4 separate regions of the Homo sapiens genome follow, and all the other regions are linked to region 2. Evidence: chromatin loops called from intact Hi-C (ENCODE). Cell type or tissue: gastrocnemius medialis. All regions are shown on one strand. Region 1 has its middle 9.2 kb from the start of SVIL. Region 2 holds the start of LOC124902403 (a long non-coding RNA gene). Region 3 overlaps LOC107984218 (a long non-coding RNA gene). Region 4 holds the start of LOC107984173 (a long non-coding RNA gene).

Evidence for each region. A loop is a pair of places that touch in the nucleus more often than their neighbours do. Peaks named below come from ENCODE experiments on the same cell type or tissue, not always from the same donor. Only the 100,000 strongest peaks of a DNase experiment are listed, where the experiment ranks them.
Region 1: it touches region 2 in a loop (4-fold over the local background); 4 of 110 quality-filtered maps call a loop at or near these places.
Region 3: a loop joins it to region 2, with 8 times the contacts of the local background. A loop is called at or near these places in 8 of 110 quality-filtered maps.
Region 4: it touches region 2 in a loop (10-fold over the local background); 13 of 110 quality-filtered maps call a loop at or near these places.

What each region holds. Positions count from the first base shown.
Region 1 is chr10:29,641,684-29,646,683 of GRCh38, reverse strand. It overlaps a transcript of SVIL not described here. Among named protein-coding and RNA genes, the nearest start is that of SVIL, 9.2 kb to the right of the region's middle. In gastrocnemius medialis, no CTCF peak of the experiment used is centred here; DNase peaks (open chromatin) are centred at 243, 2,733 and 3,513; H3K4me3 peaks cover 3,102 bases; H3K27ac peaks cover 5,000 bases.
Region 2 is chr10:29,945,589-29,950,588 of GRCh38, reverse strand. It overlaps LOC124902403 (a long non-coding RNA gene), which reads right to left and starts at 3,443. Exons shown (of 2, transcript XR_007062101.1): 1 at 2,878-3,443. In gastrocnemius medialis, a CTCF peak has its summit at 2,698; DNase peaks (open chromatin) are centred at 1,518, 2,728, 3,248 and 3,598; H3K4me3 peaks cover 367 bases; H3K27ac peaks cover 5,000 bases.
Region 3 is chr10:29,995,408-30,000,407 of GRCh38, reverse strand. All of the region lies in intron 1 of LOC107984218 (a long non-coding RNA gene), which reads left to right. Among named protein-coding and RNA genes, the nearest start is that of JCAD, 62 kb to the left of the region's middle. RefSeq lists a silencer at 2,004-2,192. In gastrocnemius medialis, a CTCF peak has its summit at 1,894 (motif pointing left); DNase peaks (open chromatin) are centred at 587, 1,897, 3,667, 4,157 and 3 weaker places; H3K4me3 peaks cover 455 bases; H3K27ac peaks cover 4,156 bases.
Region 4 is chr10:29,858,951-29,863,950 of GRCh38, reverse strand. It overlaps LOC107984173 (a long non-coding RNA gene), which reads right to left and starts at 2,934. Exons shown (of 3, transcript XR_001747288.1): 1 at 2,740-2,934; 2 at 2,140-2,233; 3 at 1,453-1,711. It overlaps LOC124902402 (a long non-coding RNA gene), which reads left to right and starts at 925. Exons shown (of 2, transcript XR_007062100.1): 1 at 925-1,079; 2 at 1,616-2,051. RefSeq lists an enhancer at 1,238-2,437. In gastrocnemius medialis, no CTCF peak of the experiment used is centred here; DNase peaks (open chromatin) are centred at 542 and 2,500; H3K27ac peaks cover 4,803 bases.

The DNA of each region.
Region 1 (5,000 bases), 300 kb after region 2:
TCATACTTCTTCCTCTACAAGATTAGATTACTGTAATTTTCATATCCTGGACTGCCCACGAGGGATTTGAATTAATACTTGTTGGTATAGAAAGCAGGATCATGTTTCTGGGGAGAAAGGACTGAACTTGCCCACTTGGCCATCATCAGAAAACATTAGGCAGGGCCTGGCTGAAAAATAATCCTGCCTTCAGGGCTTACCACATCAATTAGCTTACCATACGGGCCAGTAAGCCGTGTCTTTGTGAACACATGGTCCCTGGGCAGCGGATTTGTGAAAGTGATGCCAAGCCCAGGAGATCAGAATGCACGGAAGATTTTGCAAGGGAGTCCTATATTGAAATCAGACACTGCTTAATGAGGAAAATCTTTCCCAAAGAGGTATTTGAGAAGGAGGTAAACCAATTCAGGCATGTGGAACAGCCTGCACAAAGCCAGCAGAAATTACGATCACAGATTGCAGGGCAGGGGGGTGTCTGTGAGGGATAAAGTTGCCTTTGGAAAAGAACTCATTGCCTTGTCATTTTCCCTGGAGCATACGCATTATTTGCCTTATTCGTTCAAGAAATATTTATCGAGCACTTAATATATCCTAGGCACTGAAGATGAACAGCAGTTCACAAACCAGACAAAAGTCTCTGTCCTCACACAAGTCACATTTTAGGGGGCCCATGTCACTAGGGGTACAAGCGTAAGCTGAAGGGAGCTGTAGCAAGGAGTTAGGAGTACCTGGAAGAACTCCTGAATAACTATAGTTGTTTGAAAACGTATTTGCTTATTTATTTTCTCTCTTCCCTTTGATGCAACTTGCACCCACTATCCCACTAACGAGATTACCAGCCATCTTTCGATAAATCCTTGGGAGGGAATTACTTGTACTTGCTAATGAATAATCCACTTTAGTAGTCCAACAGATAATAACTTCAGGGTCTTCAAAGGGTTATCTGATCTGCTTTGGCCTGAGTCTCTATGGGAGGGAAGTTGAGGCATGATCAAAGGATTTTATCTTTGCTTGCTCTCCTACTGTCTAATAATTTTTTATTTCAGAATGCTTTGCTTTAACATATTTTATCTCGCTTGGAGCGCTTTATTCCTTCCTTATTTATTTATTTTTTGAGACGGAGTTTCACTCTATCGCCCAGGCTGGAGTTCAGTGGCACAATCCCGGCTCACTGCAAACTCCACCTCCCGGGTTCAAGCAACCCTCCTGCCTCAGCCTCCCGAGTAGTTTGGACTACAAGAGCCCGCCACCACACCTGACTAATTTTTGTATTTTTAGTAGAGACATGGTTTCACCATGTTGGCCAGGCTGGTCTTGAACTCCTGACCTCAAGTGATCCTCTCGCCTCGGCCTCCCAAAATGCTGGACTTACAGGCATGACCCACCACACCTGGCCCCTTCCTTCTTTTTTTCCCCCTCATTGTTGAGGCTTTTCTTTGGAGAAGGTGAGATGGTGCTATGCCTCAGAATTGTAGAATTTCAAGTTTTTAGAATTTGATGGCACTGTAGGAATCTTAATCCAGACCAGCGATTTTCAGTCCCCAGACTAAAACCAAGCCCTTACCTGAGGGCAGTGCGATGAGAAACCTAAGAAAATGAAGTGAATGTTGTATTAAATATAAAGCTAAATTTATTCAGTTGATTTCTGCATCATTCTGTTATTTTCTTTTCTTGAATTTTTCAGGTTTTTTTTTTTAGTGTCCTCCACCTACCCCAGAAATCAGTCTTCCTGATCTCAGCCTCCCACCTCCCACCATTCTGTCCCCACAGGCTGACTCCTGTCAGACCCCATCCTCCCACGCCCCAGTTTTCAGATGGGACCCTCCTCCTCAGTCTTGTAGCCCCTGCCCTCAATACAGAAGTCACTGGCTAAACCTTAGGGTAGGAAGTTCCCACTCGTGCTGTCAAGGAGACATGGCCCAGGATCCACAGTTGGAGCCAAAGATACATTGTAAGATACAACACATAGTGTTTCTGGTTTCTTTCTTTCCCTCTTTCTTTCTTTCTTTCTTTCAGGTGGAATCTTGCTCTGCCGCCCAGGCTGGAGTGCAGTGGCATGATCTCGGCTCACTGCAAGCTCCGCCTCCTGGGTTCAAGTGGTTCCGTTTTATAGAATTATTGGGACTGTGGTTCCACTCTATTACAAGCTTATCGGGCTTCTGTGGGTTGGCCGAGTGCATAGCCATTACGTAGAGCTCTGTTTCTGGAGGAAGATGAGAATGGAACCTTCACTGGGCTACAGAGTGCTTGGCCCAGGGGATGTGGGGTTTCTCGGTCCTTGGGGCTGGGAGAACATGCTCAGAGAAGGCTCCTCGCTCCTGTGTGTCTCTAAGGTATAGATGATGCTCCCTGAGGAGCACAGTCTCCTGGAGTTTTTCTTTCAGGAATAAGAATGATCCATTCCCTCTTGGTATTTGGAATCAGCCAAACAAACCACATGTGGTGCTGAGCTTTGTGATGTCAACAACAGCAGGGAAGGGAAGAGCCTCCCAGGTCCTCACTCCACTGGTCACATCACCGTCAGCTCATGTCCCCATTTGAGCAGCAGCCTCCATGGTTCTGTTCGTGCAGTGAGCTGCTGCTTGACAGCAGACAGAAATCCCATATTTTTAGATATCTAGTGGCCCAAACGGAGCATGTCACACTTTGTACATCTCTGATTACTCTCAAGACTCTGAGCCTGGTGTCCAGGAACGCGATGTTGCTCCAGCCGTGTGAGAGGCTGGGTCTCTGGAGCCAGGACTCATAAACCACGGTCCAGGCTCACCCCTGGCAAGTTCACATCTCATTTTGACCACGAGGCCAGCAGTTCTCTTTGTGTTGAGCTCTGCTACACACCCATTGCTCTGAAGCTACAGCCCGGGAGAGAAAAGTTGGCTGGCTCATCAGTGGTTCAAGCCAGTGACTTACAGATGACCTTGGAGCTCAAAGATTTTCAGCTAAAGCCAGTAAAGTTCTCCAAAAGCTTTGAGAAAAAGCGAGACCAGACAGACAGAAAGACAGACTCAATTGATTGAATTATTGATTGATTCAGATTTCCGGCAGGGGTGGGGGGTTGTTGGTTGAAAAATATTAACTGAAAATAATATCCCCTTTTTGTCTTTAAAAAGAAATTTATGCACAAACAAAATGACTTGCCCATGGTACAGAAGGCCACAAGCTCGATTCATACAGGTGTATCGGTGTACATATCAGTAGACTACAGCATGTCTCTGTCTTCTCCCATAGAGGTCAAAATCCTAAGCTTTTTGGGAAAAGGAAATGATTCCAAGTCTGGTTCCATCGTGGCAGAAAATAGGGCAAAATACAGGTCCTGGTTGCCTAGCCTTTTCATCTCCTGGAAATGAGCTGCTTAAAAAATACCTCCAGTGATTGATCAAGTTCATTGCCCTGTGGAAAGCAGAACTTTTCAGAAGGCAGAAGCAAGGAGACAGAGAGTGTTGTTGTCTTACTTTCCTGCACTGACAGTCCTGGCCAATGCTCTGACATCATCTTGAGTCCAGAAATAGGAGTGAGAAATGGACAGTGAGGCCACTACACAGAAACATTTGAGCTGGTGATGCATGTTTTCTTTTCTGCCTGTGAGCTGAGGATCCAACTTGTGACTGTTTCTCCAGCTCTGGAGGGATATTGCAAATTGATTAATCCACCCTGACAAAAGGGAGAATGTTGTAGCTGCATTAAAATGAGAAGAGAGCGGCCGGGTGCAGTGGCTCACGCCTGTAATCCCAGCATTTTGAGAGGCTGAGGTGGGCGGATCATTTGAGGTCAGGAGTTCAAGACCAGCCTGGCCAACATGGTGAAACCCAGTCTCTACTAAAAATACGAAAACATTATTCAGGCATGGTGGTATGTGCCTGAGGTCCCAGCTACTTGGGAGGCTGAGGCAGGAGAATGGCTTGAACCCAGCAGGTGGAGGCTGCAGTGAGCTGAGATCATGTCATTGCACTCCAGCCTGGGCGACAGAGTGAGACTCTGTCTCCAAAAAAAAGAGAGAGAGAAGAGATCTAACTGCAGACTATTTTGATATTTTCAGTCCACATCACAAACATTTATTAAATTTACTGAGTGGCACATGTTGCTAGGTCCTGGTAATATGAAAATGTCATGGAGTCTCTGCTAACAGCCTAGAGATTGGGAATCAGAGACCATGTCTAGGAGAGATTTGTAGGGGAAATATTCTCAACTAAGGCTTGAAGTATGATTAGGGGTCGGTCTTTCTTTCTTTCTTTCTTTCTTTCTTTCTTTCTTTCTTTCTTTCTTTCTCACTCTCTCTCTTTCTTTCTGTTTTTGAGGCAGAGTCTCACTCTGTTGTCTAGGCTGGAGTGCAGTGGCACAATCTCAGCTCACTGCAACCTCTGCCTCCCAGGTTCAAGCGCTTCTCAGCCTCGGGAGTAGCTGGGATTACAGGCTCGAGCCACCATACCTGACTAATTTTTGTATTTTTAGTAGAGACAGAGTTTCACTGTGTTGGCCAGGCTGGTCTTGAACTCCTGACCTCAGGTGAGCCATCTGCCTCAGCCTCCCAAAGTCCTGGGATTATAGGCATGAGCCACCGCACCTGGCCAGATTAGGGGTTTTCTAAGTGAGAAGGGTGGAAAGGCATTCTGAGCAGAGAGAACAAACTAGACAGGAATAGGAAGGATGGCCAGGGTGGCTGGTGTCTCATGGTTGGGCACAGGTCACCTGCTGGTGGGAGGGAGGATAGGAGGTTCCAGCTCAGAGAAGTGGGACTTTGGAATGTACCCAACAGGCTGGACATCCTTGAGTTTTTTGTTTTCTTTTGTTTTCTGTTTTCCACCAACACAAGTAATCGCATCCCTCCTGGGTTTATCTAAATGTGGTGCTGGTAATGAAGCTAAGGCATCACAGTCCTTGTAAGCCTCACAGCTTGTAGGAATACACCTGCACAAGTAAGTCACTGCAGGTCTTAGTCTGTATGAGATAACCTAAGGGTTAAGTGTCATTTCCAAACTATTTATTTGTAACTGGATACCTTT
Region 2 (5,000 bases):
CCTGTCCTTTCTCTCATGGGGCTAGGATGACAGCTCAGGCACTACAGAGCTTCCCTGAAGAAGGCTCGCAGAGCCGTGTGGGCCTCTGTTGGGAAAGAACACATCCCATCATTTGGATAGAGTCATTTTTCATCCAGCCGGGTGCTGCTGTGGGTTATGGGAGTGTGCACCAACTGTATTGTAGACAAGACCCACATTGCCAGGAGAATCCAACATCAAACCCTAAACAGGGATCTTGGTTTGGCTTAAATGCTCCTCACAATGGCTTGGTGGGGTTTCAAGGTGCCGTTACAGGGATTTCTCAAGAAATCAAAACCAGCCGGGCATGGTGGCTCATGCATGTAATCCCAGCACTTTGGGGAGGCCGAGGCAGGCAGATTGCTTGAGGTCAGGAGTTCAAGACCAGCCTGGCCAACATGGTGAAACCCCATCTCTATTAAAAATACAAAAATTAGCCCGGTGTGATGGCGGGTGCCTGTAGTCCTAACTACTTGGGAGGCTCAGGCAGGAGAATCACTTGAACCTGGGAGGTGGAGGTTGCAGTGAGCCGAGAGTGCCCCACTGCACTGCAGCCTGGGTGACAGAGCAAGACTCCGTCTCAAAAAAAAAGAGGAAACCACACATCATGTTGAATGTATCATATCTGGCACAAGTGTTCTAAACTGGACATAAACCTCATGCCTTGGCCAAGTTTTTCTGAACGAACCACAATGATTCATGAAAAAAAATTGTATACTTTTGAGTGGGGCAAAGACTTCATGCTACAGTTTGTAATAAAGGTCAAAGGTCAGGAATTGATTTTGGTGAAATCAGTTGAGATTCTTTTGCTATCCTGAAACTTGGAGATGGTAAAGGTTTCAGATTTCAAAATGAAAACTTTGCCAAGCAACAGGGTTTATTATGTATCATTTAGAAACTAGTCTTCATACCCTGAAGCTCCTTCGGCACGGCTATTGCTTGAAAATACTCTAGAAAACCACAGGGAACATTTTCCCAATGAATCATAATCTGTCTGGGAAGTTAGAGAAATCAATCAAATAAGCTTCAATTTTTTTTTTCCTGGACCATCTGGACAATTCAGATAACAATATATTGTGGTCACAGCTCACATTTTTTCAGACCTAAAGTTGAATTTGTTATTTGAATTTGTTATGAGACAGGAAGCGAAATGTCTGCAAAGATAAATGAAAAGAGGGAATGATTTTAGCAAACAGGCCTTGGATACATTTTCTAAGTGATTTTTCCAAGACTCACTGGTCCCAGGATTTGGTCCCATGGCCAGATCCTCCTAAATGAAAAATGTTCAAATTACTGTGCCGAATAGTGCCTGGATTCTTTCTACGAGTGCCAGAGAAAAAAGTGAATTAGCCCAGGAGTACCTCTCAGACTGAAAATCAAAACAGCCAAGGGCAAAGAACTGGAAGTAGACACTGAAGTTCAGGCTCCCTCTCGAAGCCGTATTGTGGCCTGTGAAATACACATCGCTCACACCTCATCAAAGCCAGTGAAACAGTAGCTGTCATGCAAGCTAAATCTTGTTTTCACAGAGCCTGCCTGTGGCTGGTTTCATTTGGCTCAGCCCAAGCTACCTGAACACCTGGTTCTATGCTTAGATTTTCCTATGTGTGGAAAGCAATTATCTTTCGACTGGAGAGAAAACTGTACAGAAAACCCAACCGCGATCATTTGGGGGAGCAGCCAGGCGCACGCTCGCCATTACACTGTGATGGAACAAATTGTTAAGCAGGTACAGAATTTGATCGTAATTTCAGCAAAGGCCTATACATGTTTCTAACGTTTTTAAAAATACCTCTGTTCATAACAGCAGACACTAAGGATTAGTGATTTTTCCCCAAGTGCATGATCAGGTCTATTTTGTTACAATGGTGCCTCCTGGCCAAGGCCAGACACACTCAAAGAAGGGTCTTGGGCAGATAGGAAAGATTTCCCTGCAGGAGGTTTGAGAGGGGCCTAACAATTTGTAGGTCTTTGAAATATAATTTGAAATGGTTACAAAGCTACGGCCAATGATGTAAGAGAAGGTGTGTTTTATAGTAAGTATTAAAAGAAGACAAATAGATGCTAAGGAGAGATGGATTGGCTAAGAGAAAGATTAACACACAAATTGCACCTACTCATTCCTATATAATTCGTTAGGGAGAGGTACAAATTAGGCTCTGAAATTTCCAGCAGCCGGCTCATGTGTATAATCCCAGCACTTTGGAAGGCCAAGGAGGAATGCCTGAGGCCAGGAGTTCAAGATCAGCCTGGGCGACATAGAGAGACTCTGTCTCTACAAAAATTTTTTTAAAAATTAGCCAGATGTGGTGGTGCATACCTGTAGTCCCAGCGACTATGGAGGCTGAGGCAGGAGGATCACTTGAGCTCAGGAGTTCAAAACCTGATGGGCAACATAGCAAGGCCCATCTCTACCAAAATAATTTTTTTTTTAATTAGCCAGGCGTGGTGGCACACATCTGTAGTCTCAGCTATGCCATAGGCTAAGATAGGAAGATGGCTTGAACCCAGGAGTTTGAGGCTGCAGTGAGCTATGATCGCACCACTACACTCCAGCCTGGCAAGGCCCCAGTCTCAAAAATAAAATAAAATAAATTTTAAAATGAATTTTCTAGGAGCCAGCCAAAGAGGAAAGTGCCATCAGTTGCATTGAGCCACCCTGTCCACAAGGTGAATCAGCAGCTCAGGATAAGTACAACTATTTGGGCAGGTCAGCAGGCACACCACTGCCGGGGATTAGAGAGTCAGGGGACAGGGTGTCCTCTTCTGTCTAGGACTGAGGAATTTCCTTTGATATGATTCTTTTAGTGCTAAAGGCAGTAAAGTCTTGGGACAACCAGGATGAGTTGGTCACCCTACCTGGGAATGTTTGCCAGTCAGCCCATCCTGGCCTGGACCCCCCACCTCCACCCAGCAGGCAGACTGCTGTCTGAGGTCTCACGCATATCCCAAGACTTGCAGCTGCAGGTGGGTGACAGGTTCCACAGGCGCTGACCCTGGGGTTCTGGCAAGCTGTTGGCTCAGTGTTTGTGGAACATAGTCGAAGCCACGGGGTGTAGAGAACTGAAAGGACATTCCCAGGGAAGGGGGAAACTTTCCCATGCAAATCCCAGCAGAAGCTGTGGCTTTGATTTTCCTCAGTCTGCAGCTGCATGGAGAGGAATCCGGGAGGGAAAACTGCCCATGCAGAGCCTTATGAAACACCAGCTCAAGTCACTAGCCTCCAACAGGCTCGGTGAATCATGCTGACTGCCTCCTGGACTCATATGAGGCTGCTCCCCTCAGCAGGGCAGCCTGCACTACAAACTAGCCCTGCTCCTATCCCTGGCTAGCTTGCCTTGCTCACCCTACCTTGGACCTTCCTGGTTCATTCACGAGAAAAATCCTGAGACTGGCAAGAGCCTGGAATTGTGAAAGCTCAGACTAAATAAGAAGGCTTTCGTGGTGGCCTTTTACCTAGCGTGGCAGTCAAAGACTGCTCTGCCCCCAACACAAGACACTCCCCTGCTTTCATAACTGGCACTGTAACATAGTTATCCTGTGCTGGAACATTCTGTCCTGTGCCAGCACAGACCTGAATCTCAGCAGAGTGCATAAACAGGGGGACTTTTGCTACACTATTCCAGGAATATGACATAATCCTACCCTGTCCCTCCAGAGTCACCTTCTTGGAAGGTTGACAGTCTCAGAGGCTTCCAGGGAAGAGAGTGCTGCCTCCTGGTAGACCCTGAATGGGTTCCACTGCTCTCCCTCTCATTACAGTGACGATGAGGCAGAAGGATCGGGCTCCACCTTGACTCGTATACCTTTTCTTGCAAAGATCCCACTGACAGAATTTTCTGGACATCTTTAGAGCATGTGGAAGACCTTACAGGACTACATTGTTTCTGGGTATCTGAGACCAAGATCAATTGGGGCAAACTTGTTTTTAAATTTTGTTTCTTATATATCTTGTGTTTTTTAAAACTTGTTTTTTATATGTAAGCTTTTTAAAAACTAAAATTTCAACATATCTTTCTTGAATTAAACCACTTGCCAAATTCAACAAAGATTTCCTTTGGAAGATATCTTCAAAGGGTTGATTGTGTCCCAATCAACATTTCCATGAATTTCTAAATAAGTGGCCTAATCTGAATATTTTTTACAATGTGCCCTGGATATGGAAGATAGAGGAACAGTCTCCACCCTTGAGAAACTCACAATTTATTAAGAGAAAAAAATAGGCCAGGCACAGTGGCTCGCACCTGTAATCCTAACACTTTGGGAGGCTGAGGCGGATCAACTGAGGTCAGGGGTTTGAGACCAGCCTGGCCAACATGGTGAAACCCCATCTCCATTAAAAATGCAAAATTAGCCGGGCATGGTGGCGGGCACCAGGACTCGTAGTCCCAGTTACTCGGGAGGCTGAGACAGGAGAATCACTTGAACCCAGGAGGTGGAGGTTGCAGTAAGCTGAGATCGCACCACTGCACTCCAGCCTGGGCGACAGAGTGAAACTCGGTCTCAAAAAAGAAAGAAAGAAAGAAAGAAAGAAACATACTTGATCACAATAATTGCCAGATCTTATAGGGCCTTGTGTGCCTGGGTGAGGAATTTAGGCTTTATCTTGTGGGCATTGGGAATTTATCGTAAAGGACATTATACAGGAAGGTAGCATGATTGAATTTGCATTCAGCTTAAAGAAAGGGTTGGCTTGAGAAGAGTTGGGAGACAACTAAACCAGCTGAGAGCCTTCAGCAATGGTCCAGGTGAGAGAGGAGGAGGGCTGGTTCTAAGGGGTAGGTGGAGAGAAAGCAGAAAAATCACATAATATTTAGGAAATAGAACTAACAGGATTTCATGAGTATTGGACATGAGAGGCAAGGTAGAGTGGATGTCTGGAAAAACAGCCCTCTCACAGAAGGCAGCATGTCCTGGAAGCATGAATCCAGGAATGACTTTTTTTGTTGTTTGTGTAGGACTAAGACTAAAACCCATATGTG
Region 3 (5,000 bases), 50 kb before region 2:
GGAGCTGAAGCAGCCACACACCTGGGCACCTGTGTGTGGAGGCAGCTGGTGGCCTCCAGACATCCCCCTCGGGAAAGCTGTCAGCCCATGCCAATCAGCAGCTCCTGCCAACCAAAAGGACTGCAGGCAAGGAGCCCTGAGGGTCCTTTTCCCAGGCCTGTGAGTGGAAGGTGACAAAGAGGAGCAGAGAGAGGGAGGGCAGAGGCTGAGCTCCGTGTTCCACCCAGAGAGGAAAGGGCCACTGCTCCCAAGATCACAGCTTCCTCACCGACAAAGGAACTGGCTCTGCCAGACCTGGAGGGACAGTGACAAGAGGAGGGGCCCTTCTGGGGCTTGGCATCTGCTGGGGGCAGGAGGACAAAGTGATGGAGCTTCTCTGAGGGATGTCAGCAAAGGTTGTGGGACCTACAGGGTCCAGCAACCAAGAGATGCAGAACAGCACGACTGTCTCTTCTGTTTATCCCTCTGTTTTATGTTGTGGTTTGGATTTTTTGTTGTTGTTGTTGAGACAGAGTCTCACTCTGTTGCCCAGGCTGGAGTGCAGTGGTGTGATCTTGGCACACTGCAACCTCTGTCTCGTGGGCTCAAGTGATCCTCCTAATTTCAGACTCCAAACTGTGTGTGTGTGTGTGTGTGTGTGTGTGTGTGTGTGTGTGATGTGATGTGAAGGAAGGAGGTGCACACTGGAAAAGGGAAAGCAAATGGGCTAGGCTGACATTTGGTATTTGGGTGACAGCCTCAGGCTCTCAGACAGACTAGAATTAATATAGTAGGGCCCGAGCACTGCATTTGTTTGTTGTTTTGGGCACAAGAAATTTTTTCATAGCCACTCCCCCGCCACCCAGGTGATTCTAACACCCTGCAAGGCCTGAAAACTCTAGTTGGATGGCTGTTCAATACTGCAAGCCCCGGCCACAGGTGGCAATTGAGCGCAGGGAGTGCAGGCGGTCCGAATTGAGACATGCTGTGAACGTAGAATACACCCAGACTTCGTACAGAAAGTGAATGTAAATTAGCTCAATCTTTTTATATTACACAGTGAATATATGTATTACTATTTTGTTTTGTTTTGTTTTGTTTTTTTGAGATGGAGTCTTGCCCTGTTGCCCAGGCTGGAGTGCAGTAGAGCAATCTCTGTTCACTGCAACCTCTGCCTCCCAGGTTCAAGCGATTCTTCTCCCTCAGCCTCCCTAGTAGCTGGAACTACAGATGCCCGCCACCATGCCTGGCTATTTTTTTTTTTTTGGTATGTTTAGTAGATTTGTATTTTTAGTAGAGATGGGGTTTCACCATGTTGGCCAGGCTGGTCTCGAACTCCCGACCTCAGGTGATTCGTCCGCCTCGGCCTCCCAAAGTGCTGGGATTACAGGCATGAGACACCTCGCCTGGCCCTATATATTACTATTTTTGATATACTGGGTTAAATAAAACATACGAGTAAAATTAATTTCACCTGCTTCCTTCTCCCGTTTTTAATGGCGTGATTAAAGAATTTAGTTTGGATCGCATGTGCAGCTCACACCGTATTTCTGCGAGACAGTGCTGCTGTAGCAGCCACTTCATGTTACAGTAAAGGGGCAGAAACTAAGTGGCAGAGCTAGATCCAAGGCAGCGACTCTCCTACCCAAGCCCAGCCTCGGAGCCAGGTGGCCACGTGGTGGTTCTCGGTTGCAACCCCTTACTCCCACGCCATCTTCCACCTCTCGAGTTTTTGAAGGAAGCTTAGTCTTGAAGGAAGAGACATTTCCGTTTTTATCATGGCTGGAAGCACCTAGCAAAATGACTGGCACATAGTAGGCACTGGATGTAGATTGTAAAGTTGATGAATCTTTGACACTTGTTGCCTCCTGAGGGAGCTCGCCTGTCCTGCAAAGCCTTTGCAATGCTGTCCCCTGCTGGCTGGTTATTGGAAGTGCTCAGTGAGGTCCCTAAGAAGCCGGCTTGGGTGTATGCTGAGTACACATGTACTGTGTTGCTTGTGTTGCATGTGTGTACGGTGTATATGCATGTGTTGTGTGTGTTGTGTGAGCTTGCACTGAGTGCACATGTGCTGTGTGTCCTGTGTGTTGCATGTGTGTGTGAAGCATATGCATGTGCTATGTGGGTTGTGTGAACTTGTGTTGTGTGCACATGTATGGTATGTCCTGTGTGGTGTGTATATACATGTGTTGAGTGAACACGTATTGTGAATTTTGTGTATTGCACGTGTGTGTGGTGTGCATGCATGTGTCATGTGTGTTGTAAGCTTGCATTGAGTGCACATTGAGTGTTGTGTGTGCTACATGTGTGTTGTGTATACAGGAGTTGTGTGAACTTGAATTATGTGCACATGCACTGTGAATTTTGTGTGTTGCATGTGTGTGTTGTGTATGCAGGTGTTGTGTGAGCGTGTGTGGAGTGTACATATTCTGGGTGTCACGTGTGTTGGATGTATGTATACTATGTGTGCTGCACGTGGGAGGAATCATGCATGTACACAACAGTTGCACTTCCATTACCACACCAAAGGCAACAGTGTCCCTTAGCTTAACTCTTTCTCCCATCCTGGGAGTCGTGGATGCGCACCCTAAACATCCTTAGGCAGCTGCGAGAAGAGCCCCGTTTACAAGTCAGGATCCCCAAACCTCATGAGGGTCTTGTTGCAGCGTTACAAATTTATTCTTCAATACAAGATTACTCTTGTACTAGTTCTCCACAGGCCTCAAGACGTCTCAAGCCAGAAATTCTAGTTCAAGCCTGTCTTTGAGATTCAGACGTTCCAGGCTCTGCACTAGACAGCTTGATTTCAGGCCCTGGGGTGATATTTTCTCGAGGAAGGCGGCAGTGAGTGATCAAGGGTAGCCACGGGAGAGTAGAATTCTCCAACGTGGAGGGAGCCCTTGTCTTGTGCCCGACAAGAAAAAAAAAAATGAGACATGAATATCTGATGGCTGAGCTTCCTGGAGAGCCCAAAAACATGTGGAACAAATGTTCATGCATTGGAAACACATGTCAATCACTGGCTGAATGTTCCTTACTCTCCCGCATCTGAGCACGACACATGGAGAATGCAGGTGGGGTCCCAGATACTCAGATGGCTTTCCTTCCCTCACTTTGTAAGAGTCAAATAAAATCACAGTATCTGTTGACACCACACAACCTATGAATCCACTTTTAAAAACATTATTTTTTTTCCTCCAAGAGACAATTACGTTGTGGTTTCTGGACAAGAGAATCTACTGACCTGTCTGCACATAATCTTCAGCAAGTCATCTCATTTTCTGAGACTGTTTCCTTATCCATAAAACGTCCCCCTTTTCTCAGTGGGGTAACTGGAAGATCACTTGAGATCCCACATGTCAGTGGGTCTTAGTCCTGGAGGCACATTCAGAAAGACTGCTGTTTGTGTTCCTCCAGACCAATGAAATCAGAATTTCTTGGTGTTTGGATTAGGCCACGGTGATTTGATAAAACTCTACCATGCAGCCACATCTGCTAACCGCAAAAGCCCCCCTAAGAACAGAGAACCACGGCAAACTCTACAGGCATGAGAAATTCTGCATATCATTTGCGCGTGGTAACCAGACACTCTCCCCAGATAGAGGATCCAGGGGTGTTCTGGCTGTGCCAGGCTTCCTGTGGTTAATCCACCCTTTCCCCACACCCTGGGCTTGTGACAAGTGTCAGACGACCAGCAGAGCTCCCATGCAGCTGTCCTTTTGGGTACTTCCAACAGCAGATGACTGGGGAGTCGGGCTGGCTTTGTGTACATGTCAAATAGGCTGCCTGGCATCTTACTTCACCTGAGTTCAGGGAATCTTGGTGGTGGGTTGAACTGGGATCAGATTTCCCCATAGGAAAAACAAGTATCAGGGGCAGGGCATGCAGCCCTCGGTTACCCCTCCCTCACCCCCCCTCACCTCTGACCTGTCCTCTGTCCCCTCCCAGTCTCTTTCCTTTGGTTAGCCCTTCCTGAGGTTGTCTAGGAGGTGGGAAAGGAAGGGGCTCATTTTTGTTCCCTTCCTAGTCCTGTCCAGGCACCGGTCCCAGGACTCTGCTCAAGAACCTGGACCAAAAACCAAGGGCAAGAGGAGGCTCTCTTGTTCCTTTTCAATTAGCTTGTTTTTTTTTTTGAAGGAGTTTCACTCTGCCGCCCAGGCTGGAGTGCAGTGGTGCAATCTCGGCTCGCTGCAGCCTCTACCTCCTGAGTTCAAGTGATTCTCCTGCCTTACCCTCCTAAGTAGCTGGGACTGCAGTCACCTGCCACCATGCCCAGCTAATTTTGTGTGTTTTTAATAGAGACAGGGTTTCACCATGTTGACCAGGCTGGTCTCAAACACCTGACTTCAGATGATCCACCCTCCTTGGCCTCCCAAACTTTTTTTTTTTTTTTTGAGGCAGAGTCTCACTGTCACCCAGGCTGGACTGCAGTGACACAATCTTATCTCACTGCAACCTCTGCTTCCCAGGCTCAAGTGATTCTCCTGCCTCAGCCTCCTGAGTAGCTAGGATTACAGGCGCACACCACCACACCCAGCTACTCTGTATTTTTAGTAGCGATGAAGTTTCGCTGCATCAGCCAGGCTGGTCTTGAACTCCTAACCTCAGGTGATCTGTCTGCCTTGGCCCCCCAAAGTGCTGGGATTATAGGCCTGAGCCACCTTACCTGACCACTTTTGTTCTTTTTCTACTATTTTCCATGAGCCTTTTGGTTATGCAGTTAGCTTTGCCCCCAGGCTGGGAGGATAATTCCTCCAGCACAGAAATTCTTCAGGGAAGTAGGAAAATGTTGGTCTGCCCATTGTTGACAACCCCCAAAAGCCATAAGGTGATTTTGGCCACATCCCAGCATAGCAAGGGAGGCCCCTGAGGACCTACCAAAAATTCGGGCCATCCCCCATCTGCTTTCAAGCAACCCCTATCCTGAGATGGCTTAACTGACTCTCCCTCAGGAGTGTGTTTTGGGAGTGACAGAATGCCTGTCTTTAAACAGTCTTTGGCCCAAAATCCAGGGACATGCA
Region 4 (5,000 bases), 87 kb after region 2:
TGCCCAGACTGGAGTGCAATACCATAATCTCGGCTCACTGCAACCTCCGCCTCCTGGATTAAAGCAATTCTCCTGTCTCAGCCTCCTGAGTAGCTGGGATTACAGGCACCCACCACCACGCCTGGCTAATTTTTGTATTTTTAGTAGAGACGGGGTTTCACCATATGGGCCAGGCTGGTCTTGAACTCCTGACCTCAGATGATCCGCCCACCTCAGACTCCCAAAGTGCTGGGATTGCAGGCATGAGCCACCGCACCCAGTCATCTTTTCTTTGTTCTAACAGTTCTAGCAAAGCACTGTTCCTCTCTGCAAGCAGGGAAACTCCTAGAGTACTAGGCTATGTTTGGGAGGCCAAGGTGGGAGGATCAATCTGGGTCAGGAGTTTGAGACCAGTCTGAGCAACAGAGAGAGATCCTCCCCATCTCTTCAAAAAATACAAAATTATCTGGGCATGGTGTTGCACACCTGTAGTGCCAGCTGAAGGAGGGACTAAGGCAGGAGGCAGGAGGATCACCTGAGCCCAGGAGCTCAAGACTGCAGTGAGCCACGATTGCACCACACTCCAGCCTGGGCAACAGAGCAAGACCCTGTCGAGAAGGAAAGGAGAGGAGAGGAGAGGAGAAGATTTAATGTAGGGTCGAATGATTTATTATCATTTAATTTTTAAAAAGACAAAGGTTAAAAGAGATTCTATTGTTCAGTATGATTCACTTGCTAAGTGTTGTGAAGGGCCTGTAATTCAGGTCCCTAATGACCCATGAAACCAAATGCCCTGGTGAGTCAACCTCAAAAATTACCTAGTCATCTGATAAGTATTAAGCACAAACAAAAAACACTTGTTAAAAGCTGCAGACAGTATCAATGTGTATTATTAGCCAGTTATAACTCAAGCCTTTAAAACCAGGCAAGTCACAATAGGCTCTTCAAACACCTTTCTGACATAACTAAGGCAATCAGCCCATTGCGCCATAACCAGAAGACAATATCTAATGGCAATTGCCATGTATAGTGTGAAGGCCTTTCCTTGTGGATTCAGAATGGAGCATGGACCACAATTCTCAGAAGCGACTTCTAGAGAGGTAAACTATGTTCTTCCCATTCCTCAGATAGAGAAAGATCAAAGCATGTATATAAGTAATTTGCTTATTTTCAGACTATGTTACATAATTAAACTATATCCCAGGGCAGATCCTGCATGATAACTTTTGTGGGGGGAGTGGGGGACAGAGTCTCACTGTCATCTAGGCTTGAGTGCAGTGGTGCGATCTCTACTCACTGCAACCTCCACCTCCCGGGTTCAAGCGATTCTCATTCCTCAGCCTTCTGAGTAGCTGGAATTACAGGCGCGTGCCACCACGCCTGGCTATATAGTCACCTTTTATTAGGTGTAGGAAGTCATAACCTTATTGTTCCAGAAGACAGAAGTTGTCTTTTTTTACCTGAATTTCCCAAAGATTGCTTCTCAGAAACGACTGCTTTAATAGTCCCCAATTGGTGTGAATGGAATAGTTAATTAAAATTCTATGATGAAGTGCATTAGAATTTGCAATAAGCCTCTTGCCTTTTATTCACTCCAGATGACTGCCTTCTGACATCATTGTTTTTTTTCTTCTAGATGTTGGGTGTAATGCCAGCCATTGTTACAATAGGACATTGCATTTTATACCTGAGATCACTGACTGGTTGTCATCAGATAGAATCATGTAGTCCCCTGTTGTACAAACAGAACATTCTGATGACTATTCATTAAGTGAAATATAATGGAACACTTAAAGTGACCCCAAGATTAAACCCTTATTTGGGGTTTGTCTAATGACTAATGGTCACTACCACCAGTTTGGAGACATTACAACAAAACTCTGCTGCTGACAAAAATATTAACCATAAATGATGAGAAATTTTCAGTTGGGACCAAAAGAACATCTGGAGGCCATTAAAGCAGGAGAATTTTCCCTCTATGTCCTGATTGCCAAACTTAGAACCAACCACCCAGAAACTGTGGCCCTCATGCTAACTCAATGTTTATATTTCATTAAAAACGATTTCAAGGGTTTGCGTCTTGCACTTCATGGCCCAACTCCCATGCATACAGCTTTTCATCTCACTGAGCATGTCCTGGAGCAGACGAGCATTCCTCACCTCTTGGTTTCAGAAGAAGGAGCTTCTTGGGGAATAATTCCAGGTTCTTTTTTTGCATCTATAATCTAATCAAGAATCTGTAGGTCCTACCATCCTAGGATAAATGAGGAGAAGAAAACAAGGATGCAAGACCCAACAATAAAAATATTAGAATTTTAAAAATACTATACTAGAGTTTGCTTTTAAATACCTAGTAAAGCTACAATAAGTCATGAAATTGATGAATGGAAAGTTATATAATTTCAGCTGTATATTAGTTGCTTTTTGCTGCTATAACAAATCACCACAAACTTTGTGACTTAAGACAGATGTAGCCAGGCACGGTGGCTCATGCCTGTAATCCCAGCACTTTAGAAGGCTGAGGCAGGCGGATCACCTGAGGTCAGGCATTCAAGACCAGCCTGGCCAAGATGATGAAACCTCATCTCTACTATAAATACAAAAATTAGCTGGGCATGGTGGCACCTATAATTCCAGCTACTCGGGCGGCTAAGGCAGGAGAATCAGTGAGTCGAGATCACACCACTGCACTCCAGCCTGGGCAACAGAGCAAGACTCCATCTCAAAAAAGGAAAAAACAAAACAAGACGGATATATTACCTTACAGTTCTTGAAGTTAGAAGTCCAACACAGGTTGCACTGGACTAAAATCAGGGCATCAGCTGGGCTGCATTCCTTTCTGGAGGTTCTAGGGGGAAATCTATTTCTTTGTCTTTTAGCTCCTTGCAGCTGCTCCATTCCTTTGTTTATGGCCTATTCTCCATTTTCAAAGCCAGCAAAGTTGCATCTTTTTAACTTTTCTTCTGCAGGAATATCGCCTTCCAACTATGGCAAGAAAAGGTTGTCTGATTTTGAAGATTTGTGTGATTCATTTAGGCCCACTAAAATAATCCAAGATAATCTTCCCATCTCAAGATTCTTAATTTAATCACATCTGCAAAGTTCCTTACAAAAGCAACATATTCACAAATTGCAGGGATTAGGACGTGGACATCTTTGGGGGATCCATATTCTGCCTATCACAAGCTATTTCCAGACTCCAAGTAGTAAAGAGAGTTGAAATTCAAAAGCTCATCAGTCACCTTTTTTCACTGTCATTCCTTTTAGCATTGAGTTTTACCTTAGGAAATAGGACAGATGTTTTCAATACCTAAAACCTTAAACATAGAACAATTTTACAAATGTCATGAAACCAGAATGAATCTCTTGGCTGAAAGTTTTTCAATTTTCAAAGAACTAATTTTAATTTTACTAGTAAATTTGAAATGGATCCAGCTTGCCTGCTGTACTTTTATATGAGACACTAAATCACGGTTCTTTGGAAACGGCAACATTGAAAGCATAAACTGTCATTTTCCCAGAATGTGTGGAAGGGCGGATGTGGTTGATATAATGTGTTTCTTAACACATCTTTTCACCCTGAGCTCACTCCCACCATGTGTTTATATGCACTGCAGGGCATACAGCAGCCTTGGTCGGTGCACGTGTTCGCAAGTAGTTTCGCCTATTTCTCAAGCATATATTCCTACGGGTGCCTAGCAAATGCCTTAGCTGAGGACAAGGTGTCCAAGGAATAAGTACTTGCTGCTGTTTTCCAACACACACCACAATTTCGGCTGATTCTCAGCAAAGGGCATTTCTTCTACTCTGGGATCTGTGAATTTGCTCATGGTTTTTAACAACCTGCAGCCCGGCTCAAGTCATAGTCTGGATCCCAATTTGAAATTAGCTACATTTTATTAGTAAGTGTCCAGAAATGGCTTGGCGGGTCATTTTCTGTCTTGTAAAATGTGGTTCTTATTGGCAGTAACATGCTTTTTGGGCACTGACTCATGTTCTCTCTTCAAGCAAATGATTCCTTCAGGAGGCACACGCTATATCTAGGTTTGCTGTGTGCAACACATCAGATCCTGGCCATAGGGTGACTTAGCAAAGGTACAGGCAGTTTATTGCACACCTATGTACACTTCAGGTCCCGTGCTAAGAGTTTTAAGGGCATTATCTCATTTAACTTTACAAAACCCTGTAAGATAGAATCTGTTAATCATCCCATTTTCAGACGATGAAAGCAAGATTTAAAATGACTTGCACAACCTCATGAAACCGACATGCTTGGGCTGGACTATATTGAGACTAGGTGAGGTGAGTGAGCACTCAGTTTGGTGCAAAATGTAAAGGAAAGCCAAAAGGCTCAGTAAGCAAGGTAAAGGATATTTCAGTGCAATTTTTTAAAAATGCAAAATTAGTGAAAACATTCCATAGTAAAATATTAAAATGTGAAAAAAAGACAGACTCTGACCTTATACTGGGACTCAGCCTTAATCACCTGACTCTAATCCTGGCCCTGCTGAATCCTGTCCCTTCCCTGGCTGGAATTTGAACCCAAGGCTGGCTGAGGCTGAAGCCCATGTTTGTACCCACTACTCTATAGGATGCATCTGCCTCCTCTGCCAGCAGGGCAGCTGGGAGGTACTTAAAATGCTTTTCAACAATGATGACAGGCTGGGTGCAGTGGTTCATGCCTGTAATCCCAGCACTTTGGGAGGCCGAGGTGGGAGGATTATTTCAGGCCAGAAATTTGAGACCAGCCTGGGCAACATAGCAAGACCCAGTTTCTAAAAAAAAAAAAAAAAAAAAAAAATGTAATTAGCCAGGCACGGGGGCATGCACCAGTAGTCCCAGCTACTCAGGAGGCTGAGGTGGGAGGATACTTGGAGCTCAAGAGCTGGAGGCTCCAGTGAGCTCCACTGCACTCCAGCAGTGATTGCTCCACTGCACTCCAGCCTGGGCAACACAGCAAGACCCTGTCTCTAAAAGAAAACAAACAAAAAAAACAAAACCAAAAAAATAATGATGAAAAC